3 separate regions of the Homo sapiens genome follow, and all the other regions are linked to region 1. A link is a loop called in an ENCODE intact Hi-C map of the cell type or tissue named here. Cell type or tissue: PC-3. All regions are shown on one strand.

Region 1 (5,000 bases):
GGCATGGTGGCATGTGCCTGTGGTCTCAGCTACTTGGGAGGCTGAGGTGGGAGGGTTGCTTGAGCCTGGGAGGCAAAGGTTGCAGTGAGCGGAGATCGTGTCACTGTACTCCAGCCTGGGTGACAGAGCGAGACCCTGTCTCTAAATAAATAAATAAATGAAACGAAGCCTGCCCCACTGCGGGAGGGAGGGTACTGGGAAATGGCTTCTAGCCCTGACTACAGATGATAACAGAAATAGCTAGGGGGACCACAGGAAGGGCATGCTGTGCAGCCAGGTCTCCGCTTAGGAAACGTTCAGAAGGTTAAGCCTTGAAAAATCTAGAAGGCCTTAACCAGGTAAAAGAGTGGGGCAAGAGCATTCCAATAAAATCCAGGGACATGAAATAGTGGGTCATACGCGGGCATGACATGCGGTCTGGTTGTTAACTGTTCTTCAGCAGGGGGACAAGGGGAGCTGGCTGGGAAGGGTGTGCAGTGTGCAGACTACCCGTGCTTGACAGAGGTGCAGGCAACAAGGGTCTCCTGAGAGGTGTGTGGCAGCAGAGGTGGGTGTCAGATACTCATTCCTGGCCCAGGGCGGGAGCAGGGGGTGGAATTTGGAGGAAAGAACAGAGGGAAAACCTAATGTTAGTAACACATTGACTCGATTTCATGGTCAATATCTATTTTTTTTTTTTTTTTTTTTTGAGACGGAGTTTTGTTCTGTCACCCAGGCTGGAGTGTAGTGGCACGATCTCGATGCACTGCAACCTCTGCCTCCTGGGTTCAAACGATTCTCCTGCCTCAGCCTCCCGAGTGGCTGGGATTATAGGCGCCTGCCACCATGTCTAGCTAATTTTTGTACTTTTAATAGAGATAGGGTTTTGCCATGTTGGCCATGCTGGTCTCGAACTCCTGACTGCAGGCGGTCCACCCACCTTGGCCTCCCAAAGTACTGGGATTACAGGTGTGAGCCACCGCACCCAGCCATCATTTTTTTTTTTTTTTTTTTAAACAGAGTCTTGCTCCATTGCCCAGATGAGTGCATTGGTGCAATTTCAGCTCACTGCAAGTTCTGCCTCCCAGGTTTATGCGATTCTCCTGCCTCATCCTCCCAAGTAGCTGGGATTACAGGTGCACACCACCACACCTGGCTAATTTTTTTTGTATTTTTAGTAAAGATAGGGATATTCACCATGTTGGCCAGGCTGGTCTTGAACTCCTGACCTCAAGTGATCTGCCTGCCTCGGCCTCCCAAAGTGCTGGGATTACAGGCATGAGCCACTGCGCCTGGCCTGTCATATCATTTTTTTAAAAAAAGAAAAAATAGCCATGGCCCATTAACAAATATACCCAAGTTATTGTGACTCTGAGGCCTCACCAATTGAGTGTGGCAATGAGACTCAGAGGGTCCTGCCAGGAGCACTGTCTATGATGTCCAGGATAAGGAGGAATGGCTCCCGGCAGCAGGAAGTATCCTTCCAGTTCTGGAGTCTTATTAGAAGGCTGAAAATAGCTAATTTATTATAAGACATAGTCTTTAGACTCCAAATTCTAAAATTTGTAATAATTTTTGACTGCTAGTGGAAATCAGTATTACAATTTCTAAAGGAGCAATTTCAGCTTGAACGTTCCTCAAAACAGACATATGTTTCTGAAAAACAGAAGGCAAAAAATAATCCAGAAAGAAAAAAATCCCAATGACTATGCCAACAAATCTCTGTAAACACTAATTTTAGGTTTTAAAGGCCTACCAGTAATTTAACAAAGTCTGAGCGCCCCCTGATGGTTAATCGGGGTTCCTACAGAAGATGCCACTTTCAGCTGCCTGAGGTCAACTTAACTTTTTCTCTTCAAATAATCAAGCGATTGTTCTTATTTGCTTTGTGCAGAAAAAACAACGTATGTAGGCTTGTGATAAGAAACGTGACATATTTAGGAAGCTGCTAATTCAGTGGAATTTAAGAATGGAGATGTGCCAAACCCAAGACAGAGAAGAGTGCTTTTATATAAGAACCTAAAGGACTTTCAGGAAAAACTCATTTTTATTTCACTGGACTATTGGTTCCTTATAATCTTTATGTTATCCTGGGGAAAATGGCACAGTGACCAGGCAAAGACAGAAAATGCCACCGCCATCAGAGCATCAGCTGCAGGCTGGCGCCCTCCACTGGCCGCTCTGGTGGCTGCAAGGCTGGCACAGAATGCCACCCACGGTGGCCCTGCCAGGGTACAGTGGCGGGGTGACTTCTGCTACCTTTCCCCCAGGCAATTATGTTGCAAGCACACACCCTTTCCTTTTGGTAAAACATTATCTGGTCCAACCAGTAAGCTGAAGTTACAAGGCAGGAACCAGTAAGCTAAGGGCAGGCTTTTAAAATATACTCTCCATTGAACAAATGGATCCGGGAGAGTGAAAACCGCTTGCTGGGGAAGGTAAAGCGAGACAATGTTTGCAGAGGAGAGGAAGCTCTGGCATGCACCCCTGAACAAAAGGGAACAAGTGGTCTTTACTTGGAGAACGGCTTCCTATTAGGACTCACTCCTTCGTACATTATGCTTTTCATCCCCACTCAACCACAAAATGATTTTGCTGAAGCAAATACAATGGTAGAAAAAGATTTACACTGAAAGAATCTTTAATAATAAACTGTTGCCAATCTGCCTACTTGCCCGTGATTTATAATACAATAAACATCGGATTCTATTACGGCTCATGCACTGAAGCTGCTGCTCTGAAAAACGGAATATGAAAGCACCCGAACCCCACCACCATCACAATGAAATGAGCATGTATAAATGTGCTAAGAGTATCTCTTTGCATCTTTTATAGCTTGTGTGTATTAATCTGTAACGCTTATTAAGAAAGTCATTGCTATGCAAAGCAGCACCCAATCCCTTTCTCTGGCTTTTCAACAGGAGTGCACTGTTTAGCCAATAGGACGGACCCTCTGGCCCTCATTCTGCATTCATCACAGGCAACATTTGCACAATGTATCTCTCAAAGGCGGCTGAAAAGAAGGCCTTAATACTCATGTAAACAACTGCAAACCAATTACTTAATGAATCAGGCCCACACATAATGAGGTGCAGACAAAGAGCTATAAATGCATTTTTGCGCCCAAGCCGCTGCTTTAAAGTAAAATCCCTCAGCTGTAGTTTGGGCTTAACTAGCACATCATAATTATTGTCTCTAGGACATCAGAGGAAGCCATTTTTTTTTTTTTTTTTTTTTAGGTCCAGTGGGTTTTTTTTTTTTCTTTTTTTGAGGTTGCTCATCAGCTCACTGACAAAATAGAGCAAAGAAGAATTTTAAAAGTGCTACAGCAGCACTGCACTGTTATGTTTATTCTCAAGTACCGGGTTTCGAGACCACTTGTAAAAGCAATAAAGCACAAGGAGTGACTGCAGTAAGTGGGATCCTTAAATGTAAGCCTCTAAGAAATTTCAGTGAATCCAGCACAAACAGCAAAACTGGAGCTCTCCAAAGCCCAGGGTGGCATATGAACAACACCAAGCCCAGCACAAGAACCAAACCGTGACAAACAGCACGCCAAACCCACGCACTCTGGACCCAGACCTTTTCATCACTGGATTATTATCAAGTGCCTAGAACCAAGAGTTCCTTCAAGGCCTTTTTGTGTGGTTTTTTTTTTTGTTTTCTTAAAGGGGATGATGAGATTACTTGTAATTTATTAGGAAATTAATTTCATACGGAAACGATACTAATAACAAAATACCTCTGTCTCAATTTGAAGGAGGAAAATGCTTGATTTTAGTTTAGTAAAATATAGACAAGATGTGAAATTATTAGACTGAGAAATGTTTTACAAAATCCAATTGCTTTCTCAATGTCTTTAAAAATTTCCCAAAGAACCTACGTAAAGACTGTTTAGGAAGAAGTGAGTTTTTTAGTGCCTCTATATATTATTAAGCCAAATGGTAACATTCGGCCCTGAAAATTATCTGTAGAATTTACTGTCTTTTAAACTTTCTTTTAGGAGACCTAGAACTTGAATTTATAATACAATCATAATAACATAATACTTTAACACTCTTCCTGTCCCATTTACCTCCCACTTCCTTCAAAAATATGGACGAAAACTCAGGCATTAAAAATAATAACTTCTGAAAATTAAATGAGTTATTTCTCTAAAACTTAACTTGTCAAGTTTCTAAAACTTATAATTTTAGAAATTCAATCTCATTTTAATATACTCCAGGTTCTAAAAACATTGTATTGTTTATAAAATATGAATAAAAATAGGATTTTTTTCATTTAAAAAATTCAGCATTTCTGGTTCAAATCATTTTCTCTTATGGAACATTATATGTTATACTAGAAATGTAAAGTTCCTGTTCTAAAATTTCATCAGAGACAAGCAGTTAATTCAAATGTAATATAATCATCTGAAGGACACCTTTTTACTGAGCAATGCTGTTCCAAAAGGAAAGTTGCTATGCCATTTTAAACAATATTTAGCTCAAAGCAAAAGAGTAGGGTATTTCATCAGGTGATGGCTTATATTCCCATCTATAAATTCTAAGTGACCTGAAGCTACTGTGATTAGTATTTTATGTTAATGACAAATTCAGCACACAACTCTCTTATCACAGCTCAAAAAACCTACAAGAAGCGAGTGCTACAGTTTGACAAATGTGAAAAGATAAATTTTGTTCTTTATGGAAAATAAGCAAGAAAGTATTAGAAAAGGAAAGAATAACCTAGCCTAAACACTTGGTTAAAAAAAAAGAGGAAAATAAAAATGAATATCCAGCAATTACTAGTTTATATATTAGCCATCACAAAAAGAAGAAACATGCCACTTTATTTCTTTTAAGGCCTGATGTTTTCTCTCTGCCCTTTTTCTGACAACCTCCATTGTGTGGTCTCTAAGCAGTCCTACTGCGAGCAGCTGTAGACGCTAATTTGTGGTTCACTGAGGTGTCAATTGAGTCTTAAACCAAGGAAACAACAGCTGCAAAACAATACTTGGCTCTGGTGCAAATATTTTCAAA
Region 2 (5,000 bases), 370 kb after region 1:
CCTATCTTTGGATCCTAGTGTCCTCCCCAAGAGGCAAGGCATTAGCCCTACAATGCTGCAAGAGAAAGGTTTCCCTTCCAGCTCTCGAGAGTGAGAGTTGCATTTTAAAAATTGTCTGTATGTGCTGAGATGAAGCATTCAGGACATTACTATTGGTTTTTCCCGTCAATTAAAGTAGGCTTATTTGATTAAAACAGGTCAATGAAATTGAGGTTTAAATCAACATTCCATCCTGGTTGCCTTTTGTTTTGTTTTGTTTTTGAGACAGGGTCTTGTTCTGTTGCCCAGGCTGGAGTGCAGGGGCTCAGTCTTGGCTCACTGCAGCCTCAACCTCCTGGGCTCAAGTGATCCTCCACCTCAGCCTCCCAAGTAGCTGGACTTCAGGCATATGCCACCATGTCTGGCTAATTTTTGTATTTTTTGTTTGTCTGTCTGTCTGTTTGTTTGTTTGTAGAGATGGAGGTCTTACTATGTTGCCCAGGCTGGTCTGGAACTCCTGGGCTCAAGTAATCCTCCCGCATCAGCTTCCTGAAGTGTTGGGATTACAGGCCTGAAACATTGCACCAGACCTCTGGTTGGCTTTGTTTTGGCTTTGTGATGTTAGCCAGATTTGTTTTAATAGAACAAATCTTAGTATTTATTTTACCAAGAATATTCCAAACCTAGTAAAGAAAACTGCACATTTTCATTGTGTACTGAACTTCTACCACCTTACTTTTAACAGTAAATACCGCATGTCCTGGCCCACACGTAGAAATGGATCAAAGATCAATGAGAAAATAACCAAGATCATTAACACCATGTAAGGATTCAGCCTCTCAAATTGGTAAGCATTACTTATTACCTTCCAAGTTCCTATCAATTCTCTAGGCACTGACAATAAGTGAGAAAGAAAATTCCACAAGAAGATAATCATAGTCACCATTTATTGAGAATGTATTACATGCCAGGCACCGGTCACGTTACACAGGCATAGGTCTCTTATGCCTCCTCTGGGAGGGAAGTGTAGTGGCTTCCATTTTAGACATAAAGACGCTTCGATTCGGAGAGGCACACAGCTGGTGAGCGGTAGAGCTGGGGCTGGAACCCAAGTCCTTGACCACTGGTCCTCAAGGAACCTCTGCCCTGAAGAACCTTATAAACAACCTGAGGGGTCAGACTGTCATGCACACAGCCTGGCAGGCCGCCCACCTGGGAAAACACTTGGAGGGAGGCCTGGAGGGATGGAAAATGGTTGATTGTGAAACAAGCAAGTCCATTACATGGCCTGCCTTCCAGGATCATCTCAGCAAGATGCCCAAGCCCAGATTTCTCACATTCTACCAAGCTCCAGTCAGAGGTAACTTGACATTCCTATTTAAACTGTACTAATTTATTGGGCAGCTTTTCCCACTTAGGCCATAACAAATAGGCTTTAAAAACTTCAAAAAGTGATGGCATTCCCTTTTATATTCAGATTGACTTCTAATGATATTCTAGGGAATTACTCAATTATAACTCTTACAACATCTTGATGAAAAGATAACAGTATTTCCACTGGGTATCTTTTCTTTGCCATGGGTGAAAAATGAAGGCACATAAAGGCTATTAATGTTATCTAAGGTTTAACAGTAAGTCATATGAAATTATAGGTGTGAAAGAGCTTTGCGAAGACAGTGCTATCCAAATGTAAGGCATTATTAGGAAGAACTCCTAACTTTTTGACCGCCACACACTCTCACTAAATTCTGTTGCCTTTAACCTAGGACATCCTACTTTAAGTGTAATTTTCTAATTCACTCCCTCATTTAACAAATACTCATATGCTAGACACCATGTTCTTGAATTAGGAGCCAGAGGACACAGTGGGAAAAGGAGAAGGAGCAGAGACTAGCTTTCTTTAGTTCTAGTAGAAATTGGAATTCAGGGCAGGCATGGTGGCTCGTGCCTATAATCCCAGCACTCAAGAATTGCTTGATCCCAGGAGTTCAAGACCAGCCTGGGCGTCATAGTGAAACCCTGTCTCTACAAAAACTTAAAAAATTAGCCGAGTGTGGGCCGGGCGCAGTGGCTCACACCTGTAATGCCAGCACTTTGGGAGGCCGAGGCAGGCGGATCACGAGGTCAGGAGACTGAGACCATCCTGGCGAACACAGTGAAACCCCGTCTCTACTAAAAAAAAATACAAAAAAATTAGCCAGGCATGGTGGCAGCTGCCTGTGGTCCCAGCTTCCCGGGAGGCTGAGGCAGAATGGCATGAACCCGGGAGGGGGCAGAGCTTACAGTGAGCAGAGATCCCGCCACTGCACTCCAGCCTGGGCAACAGAGCGAAACTCCATCTCAAAAAAAAAAAAAAAAAAAATTAGCCGAGTGTGGTGGCATGTGCCTATAGTCCCAGCTCCTTGGGATGCTGAAGTGGGAGGATCCCTTGATCCCAGGAGTTGGAGACTGCAATGAGCTATGATCACACCACTGCACTCCCGCCAGGGTGACAGAGTGAGACCCTGACTCAAAAAAGAAAATGGAATTCAGGATATTAGAAACTACAGATTGAGAAACAGGCTGAGCTAAGGAACATTGGTTCTGTCTTGTAGACACAGGCATGTTGTGACTACCACTGAACAGGTGTTGATTAATTGGCAGGCTAAACCAGAGTCCATGAGGCAAGTTGGGAGAGCTAGGTCATTTCAACTGAAGCCAAAGGAAGTTCTGGCCGTAAATCACTCATGGCTTTCTAATGCAACATGTCAGGAGGTGCAAAACCTTTATAAAATATATTTTGCCAAGTAGTTTCTCCATATCTCCTCTCCTCAGAGCAATGCCCATGTGGTCACTTTGGAGTCCAGCTTTTTCTTTCTAAGAATTTGAATGATTTTTTTTTAAGTGCTACCCATGCTGTCTCACAATCCAGCCAGCAACACAGGATCCTGCTATCTTTCCTCAGAAATTGAACTTACCAAAGGCTGGGCCTCTCCTGTGCATGAGCCACAGAATCCATCCAAGTCCAACATCTCCACCTTCAGGAAATAATGCAAAACTCACCTCAGTACCCAGGCCTTTTTTTGATAGAGGATTTAATAGCAACCCTAGAGCAACCTCATTTGGATTTCCTTATTCCTTTTTCCCTACCCCAAGCTTCCAACTCTCTCCCCATAAAAACACCCTAATTCTGGAGGCCAGTCTCAAGTCGTCTTCTTCCCCCAGTCATCAGAAGATGGTAGGAAGAAGGTAAACATTGCGTCTTCCTCTGTTGAAGAGCAGGCATCTTTCAAGAAGCTTTCCAGACATTGAAGCAGATACCAATACCTGAGACCTCCAACCACTGTTCCAGAGGAAAAAGGACAAAATAAAGATTCGAAGAGTCTGCACATTTCTCTGACCATATAATAAGTATTGGCTGGAGTTTCAGAGAGTTATGAAGTGAACAACTGAAAAATCTCAGAACAGCTTAAGCCAGCACTGAGCTATTCCAACTATGCTTTCTCCTCTGAAGAGGTTTTCTGTTTCTTTATGGAGGTCTATGGAATTCAGCTTAAGCCAGCGAGCGATTCTATCCTGACACTCTATTCAATAAGCTCCAGCAACACCAGAGAAAAAATTCACCCCAGTGATGGTTACCTGGCTTGATGGGCCCCATATCTCCCACCAGGGGTAACTCTAGGCCAGCGCCCTGCAGGAGCACTTCCTACACGGATGGAGATGGCCTTTATCTGTGCTGTCCAATGCGGTAGCCACTAGTAACATGTGGCTCTGAGCCCTTAAATGTGGCTAGTGGGACTGAGAAATGGAATTTGTCATTTTCTTTAAGTTTAATTAACTTTCAATAGCCACAGCAGAGTAGAGGCTCGTGTCTCAGACAATAAAGTCACAGGTGGAGTCAGGAGTTTGCCAGGGTAAGGCTTGGGGTGGCATTTACCTGCTGTGTGAGTGACAAAATGGCTTCTTCCCGCCCTCTCTCTGCTTCCACAGACGGGGGCATTTCTATTCTTTATCTTGCTACGCCTCTATACTTTAAAAATGCATCCTCCACCAATAAAAACACAATTTCAGCAGAAAAGTGGCCAAACATCTCAGAGGGACTCCTGGGGCCCACAGTTAAAGGCTTTGTTCCAACACCACATTTTGTTTCCATGTCTTCTACATCTAACTAGAACCAAGCTGGCTAAATACTCCACGGGAATCCTCACTGGTGGGCCTGTCTACTCTCCAGGCAGAAAGATTTCCCAGAGCTCTGCAGGCCACTGACTTACCTCCCTAGGGGACACAGGCATAGCATTCACCTGTGGCTTCCTGAGCCTCCTGGTGTGTGGGATGCCCTGGGAGCTCCTTACATGAAAATGTCAGGCTCCTCCTAGACGGGATAGGTCAGAATGGGCAGAGGCAGATCCCCCAAAGCTCTCCAGTGCTAGGGTAACCGGACGCTAGTACTTAGGCCAGCTTTGGGGAAGTGCTGGCCTATACAACAGTGGGCATGAAATCACCAACAGGGATGCCTTCCTCACTCCAGCCCAGAGCTGGTCCAGTAGGGGGCTGAGCAGAGGGGAATTTTAATGTTGTTAGGAAACGTTGTGGTTTCAGGAGGAAGAAAACCATTTTAAGCTTAAACTCTGATCAGGAAGAAGCTCTTTTCCCCTTTATGGAATGCAAAATGCCCATACCTCCATGGAGGTGTGGCAGGAAATGCTACGGAGCCAGCCAGTGAACACAGATGAAAGCTCAGTGCCCAGGTTAGAAGGCACGAGAAAGCAAGCACCGTGTGGGACAGCCATGCCTAGCATTTCAAACGGTGCAGAAAGCCAGTTGTCCATAAGGGGCTGGGAGCACTGGCAGGAGGACCAAGATCAGTGCAGGCCCTCAGGGGACATCAAGAGAAGAGCAACTCCAAGCCACGCCACCTCTGAAATCCCATCAACTCCTTTCTGAGGAGGAACTAATAGTCTATGTCAAATCTTTTAAAGTGTTCTTACCACACACACTAATAATTATTATAATAGAGGAGATGGGAAGAAACTTTGGGAAGG
Region 3 (5,000 bases), 340 kb before region 1:
GTGTGGCCACCACCTAGGAAGACAGTTGGTGCCACAAGAGCTTGTGTAGGGGAAGTTCATGGGCCCGAGGGTTGACCTGCTGGAGCGGGCAGCCGTGCACCCATGCCGGACTCAAGGAGGGCATCACACATGGAGGGGGCAACACAGGCCAGGATGTAAAGCTGGAAAAGTGCAGGGCATGTCCGGGGGCGTCCAGCTCAAGTGGCTGTTTGAGAATTGCTTGTGCTATCGGACGGAGAGGTCACGCACATTGGACGCGAGAGGATCGTGGGTCACAGTCTGGGAACCAGAGCACCAGAGCCCAAGGAGGGAGGACCACAACACCCAGGCCCCTTACCACGCTTATTCCAGCAAGGTAAAGTCCCTCTGGAATGGCTCATGCACCCGGCTTGTGGACAGGAGTGGGATGGCGTGGCTGAGACGGAGATAGGAGGGAAGCAAGGGGAATGGGAAGACAGCTGCCTTGGAGGCCACTCCCAAAGGAAGGAGAGCAGGATGAGAAAACCCCAAATCCACGTAATGCCCTAAAGTGCACTGGGGTCAGCTAAGGCGATGCAGATTGAGGAAGAGGCTCCGAGTCAGTAAGACCAGCACCTAAAATTCCTCTAAAGAAAGGCACTAAAACTCCAGGGCCCCTCATCAGTGTTTGAAAAGATATTTGGCTGCACTTATACTTTAACATGTCCCATAACGTGCCCTGAGATACCATTTTTCACTTATCCAGTTGGCAAATAACATAACGCTCAGTGACTCCGGTGCTGGTAGAGGTGAAGCAGAACACACAAGGGTACAAACTGGCAAGGCTTCCACAGACGGCAACTTGCAGTTCTTTTTAAAAAACCCTCTGAGACAGGAATTCCACTACCAGGACTGTATCCTACATGTGTCCCCACACATGCACATAATGACAGTTGTACAAGGCTACTCATTGTGGCACTGTTGTCATAGCAAAGATTGGAACCAACCAAGATGTCCTTCAGGTGCGGACTGCTTAAATAAATAACACCTCATCCACATAATGGAATGCCAGGCAGAGAGAATGAAGAAATCTGTTTCTTCCTAATGACATAATCTCCCATTATTTAATGAAGAAAAGGGGCAGGCTATGTATGTCAGGTACAATTATTGGTGGTTTTTGAAGGGAAAATGAGAAAGAGAAAGAAACTTTTTTTTTTCTTTTTGCTTATGCATGTACTATCTGTGGAAGGATACAGAAGACGCTGATTACTTTAGTTGGCTCTGCTGGGGAGAACGGAGCGGCTGGAAGACAGAAGAATAAGGAAGATGAGATCTAACACCTTTCTGTTGTTGTCGAATTTTGAACCAGATAGAAGTTTTATCTATTTTCTAAATAAATACAAAAACAAAAACCCCAGGCCCTGAATACAGCTTTAGGTGAAAACGGTGTTCCCAATTCCCACTCCTCACCCATACCCAGCCTCCTATCTCCCTCTCAGCCACGCCATCCCACACTTCCCACTCCTCATCCATATCCAGCCTCCTATCTCCCTCTCAGCCACGCCATCCCACACTTCCCACTCCTCATCCATACCCAGCCTCCTATCTCCCTCTCAGCCACGCCATCCCACTCCTGTCCAGCCTTTTCCTTCCATTCCAATTTTATAAAACTTCCCTTCACCTCACTCCTTTGGCGGGATGATTTTTAACACTTCACAGTTTTACAAGCTTTTGCATTTCAGATTTGAGTCTCTGACTTAAATGAAAAGCTGGAAGTGTTTCTTATAGAAAAACTCACATATATGTACAAAGTATTCTTGCAATGGAAGAAAAATGAAAGGCATCTAAATGTCCATCTGTAGGGGAGAAAAATCAAACAAATCAGATTATTTCCACACTGCACAACAGCATGCAGCGGTAAAACAGTCAGATCACTTTGTGTTTAAAAACCTCAGGCCGGGTGTGTGGCTCACACCTGTAATTCAAGCACTTTGGGAGGCCAAGACAGGAGGATTGCTTGAACCCAGTAGTTCAAGACTAGCCTGAGCATCGCAGGGAGATCCTGTCTCTACAAAAAATTAGCCAGGCATGGCAACTTGCACCTGTAGTCCTAGCTACTTCGGAGGCTCAGGTGGGGGGATCCCTTGAGCCCAGGAGTTCGGGGCTGCAGTGAACTGTGCCATTGCACTCCAGCCTGGGCAACAGAGCAAGACCCTGTCTCAAAAATAAATAAATAAAAATAAAAATAAACCTTATACAATATATTTTCAGACTTTATATAGTACATAAAAATATATTATCAATATAAGCATAAACTTTATATAAACATATTGTATAAAGCATAGAATTAAATGTATTATATTTTTATATATTTATATAAAGTTTTAAAATATTTTTACATTTGTAAATATAAAATATATACACATATATGCCATACAAAATATATTTTATGCTTATTTATAAGTCATACACTTCATATGTGCACATGTAATGTATATTTCTACATGTCTACATCTCTGTGTAACATATAGAAACGAATATATAATATACATATATATCATTTGTAAATGCATAGGAAAGGAATGTAAATGTTCTCTAGGGGTGTAGTAAGATCGGGATGATAAAAGGAAATGCAGGAAAGCTTGAGATTGTTACTGTATGAACCTGCATGGGCTTGTGTGATGTTTTTAAACAATAAAAATTATTAACCATCTTTTGGTGCCTGGCATGACAAGTATCTGCCACTAGAGGGCACTGGAGATCGCTAAATATTTCCCAGGATTATCTTTGAGGGAGGGGGCGCGGGTGCAGGGGATTTGAAGGAAGCCCCTTTACCTCTTTATAAGGGTCCCTTTTTCACGCTGGGGGACTGGGCCCTGAACCTGAACTTTCAGTGAGGGTAAAGCTTGGCTGGAAGCCCGCAACCCTTCTCTCTCCACTCCCTCAAATAGGCCCCTGCAGCCATTTGGGGTGGGAGTCCTTTATCCAGCCCACCCCATTTTGCCCACCAGTTTCGCCCACCAGCCCTGGTCTGCGGGACGCTGCTCCGGTGTGGAAGGTGGAACTGGCATCGAGTGCATTTCAGTGAGCTCACCTTCACTCCTTATTCCACATGGGTGTTCAACGGGGAGCCCTGAGACATTGGAAGGGGCCGTTTGTGATTGCTCAATTATAGTGGAGACATCTTCGCATTTGGGGGAGGAAGAGGGAAGCTAGAATTTCTGAAATGCTCAAAATTCAGCCTGAAATGCATGTCGGTGAACAACCAGTTGCTAATTACCTACCCTAGGCCCTAACTCTCTGACACGTAATCATAGAGCATTATCGCCTGGTTTAGTATGAGCGGAATATGCAGGAACCCAGAGTCAGTCAACGTGTGTTGTTGTGCCTAGAAATTTACTGAGCGTTTTTCACCAGTATGGAAAACCACGGCACCATGACGCCAAGCCGGTAGTGTCTGAGTCACTGGTCCTGTGCTCCAGGCTTGGCCTGGCTCTGGGGTTGTCGGGATCACATTCTTACAAGACAAACACCTGGATACTTTATTACGTCTTCTAGAGAGCTTGTGCCCAAGCATTTACCTATCGAATATGTGTGTGTGTGTGTGTGTGTGTGTGTGTGTGTGTGTTTACCAAAAGTTACCTTTTTCAACTTCTCTTTTGTTTCTCCTTTATATTACAGAAAGAACTTTTTGTAATGATGCATGTAAGTAGATTATACAATCTGTGAATTTCATTTCAAGATAGGACAGGAAGCGTTACAAAATATTCGTGGTCTCCAAAGTGATTCTGACACCTCATGATGACTAAGACCTTTGGTTGCCGTTGCCTCAAATAATTTCCTCCTAGAGCAGCAGTTCTTCACCTCGGCTACACATTGAACTATGTGGGAAGCTATTAAAAATACAGATGCCTGAACCCCACAGCCTTCATTATCTTGTGAGCATCTGGGCCAAGTTCAGTGCTGGTGCTCTTGTTCAGATGGATGTAGCTGGTGGTGCAGAGATCCATGAGCTTGCTTTTATGGGACTTTCTGCTGTTGTTGATCTGGGATGCAGTCAGGATACTAGGGCTTTTTTAAAGCTCCCCAGTTGACTCTAATGCAGCCAAATTTGAGAACCATTCTCTGCTCAATACCTTCAAAAATGGAAAACTAACAACCTCTCACTCAGTGCCACCCCAGGTATGACGTGCAGAACAGCAGCATCAGCATACCTGGGAGCTTGTTAGAAATTCAGAGTTTAGGATCTATCTCAGACCAGCTAAATCCAGATCTTGGGAAGTGGGGCCCAGGTACTTGTATTCCACTCCACGCCTCCACAACATTGGCTTACTTTTAATTTAGCTTTAAATTACAATTTTAAAATGGAATTAACCAGAAGGCAAGGGTATACGGGAAATTTTTTTTAACACTTCTCATGTAAACTCAAGTCTTTTATTCCTTTTTCAGGGGTAAAGCAGGCTTTTCCATTTACAAGGTTATTCATGAGTTGCAAAAATTCCCTCCCTTCCTCCATGCTTTTGTAATTCCTACATTCCGCCATTTAGTCTTGGTGGCCACAATCAAACAGAAATCATGAGGGCCCTTTCCTCTTGCATCCGTAGTGGCAACCTTTGCAGCAGACAGTAACTGCTCCAGATCTGTCAAATAAACGCAAGTATCTGTATTTCTAAATCACCTCTCAGTAATACTTTTGCATACTGGAGTTTTCACTTTGGCATGCCCTAATCCTTACACAAGCACGAATTCCTCTAAATCCCAGCCTGAATTTGTTTAACTTACCAGAGAAGGCTTGCCCATTGAAGATTGGTTCTTCAGCCACTGCTTTTCATTCTCATACCAAACAAGTGCATTTTTAAGAACTCGCGAGAGTCTTGCTACTCTTCAACAGAGAAAGTCATCTCCAAATTAATCCACAGTCAGGAGCACCTCGTGCTGCTTTTATATATCATTAAAGTCCTGTAAAAGCAAGCTCACGGATCTCTGCACCACCAGCTAAATCTATCTGAACGAGAGCACCAGCCCTGAACTTGGCCCAGATG

What was found. Peaks named below come from ENCODE experiments on the same cell type or tissue, not always from the same donor. Only the 100,000 strongest peaks of a DNase experiment are listed, where the experiment ranks them.
Region 2: a loop joins it to region 1, with 16 times the contacts of the local background. A loop is called at or near these places in 56 of 110 quality-filtered maps.
Region 3: a loop joins it to region 1, with 8 times the contacts of the local background. A loop is called at or near these places in 44 of 110 quality-filtered maps.

The regions. Positions count from the first base shown.
Region 1 is chr20:21,232,990-21,237,989 of GRCh38, reverse strand. The region is part of intron 11 of KIZ (kizuna centrosomal protein); the gene reads right to left. Among named protein-coding and RNA genes, the nearest start is that of KIZ-AS1, 17 kb to the right of the region's middle. RefSeq lists an enhancer at 1,396-3,838. In PC-3, CTCF peaks have their summits at 1,900 and 2,099 (motif pointing left); DNase peaks (open chromatin) are centred at 1,779 and 2,209; H3K4me3 peaks cover 548 bases; H3K27ac peaks cover 774 bases.
Region 2 is chr20:20,862,529-20,867,528 of GRCh38, reverse strand. No RefSeq gene overlaps it. Among named protein-coding and RNA genes, the nearest start is that of LINC03083, 110 kb to the left of the region's middle. In PC-3, CTCF peaks have their summits at 2,796 and 3,005; a DNase peak (open chromatin) is centred at 2,978; H3K27me3 peaks cover 2,062 bases.
Region 3 is chr20:21,569,989-21,574,988 of GRCh38, reverse strand. LINC01727 (long intergenic non-protein coding RNA 1727) reads right to left here and starts at 4,965. Exons shown (of 4, transcript NR_109880.1): 1 at 4,741-4,965. RefSeq lists an enhancer at 237-737. In PC-3, a CTCF peak has its summit at 2,716 (motif pointing right); no DNase peak of the experiment used is centred here; H3K27me3 peaks cover 3,249 bases.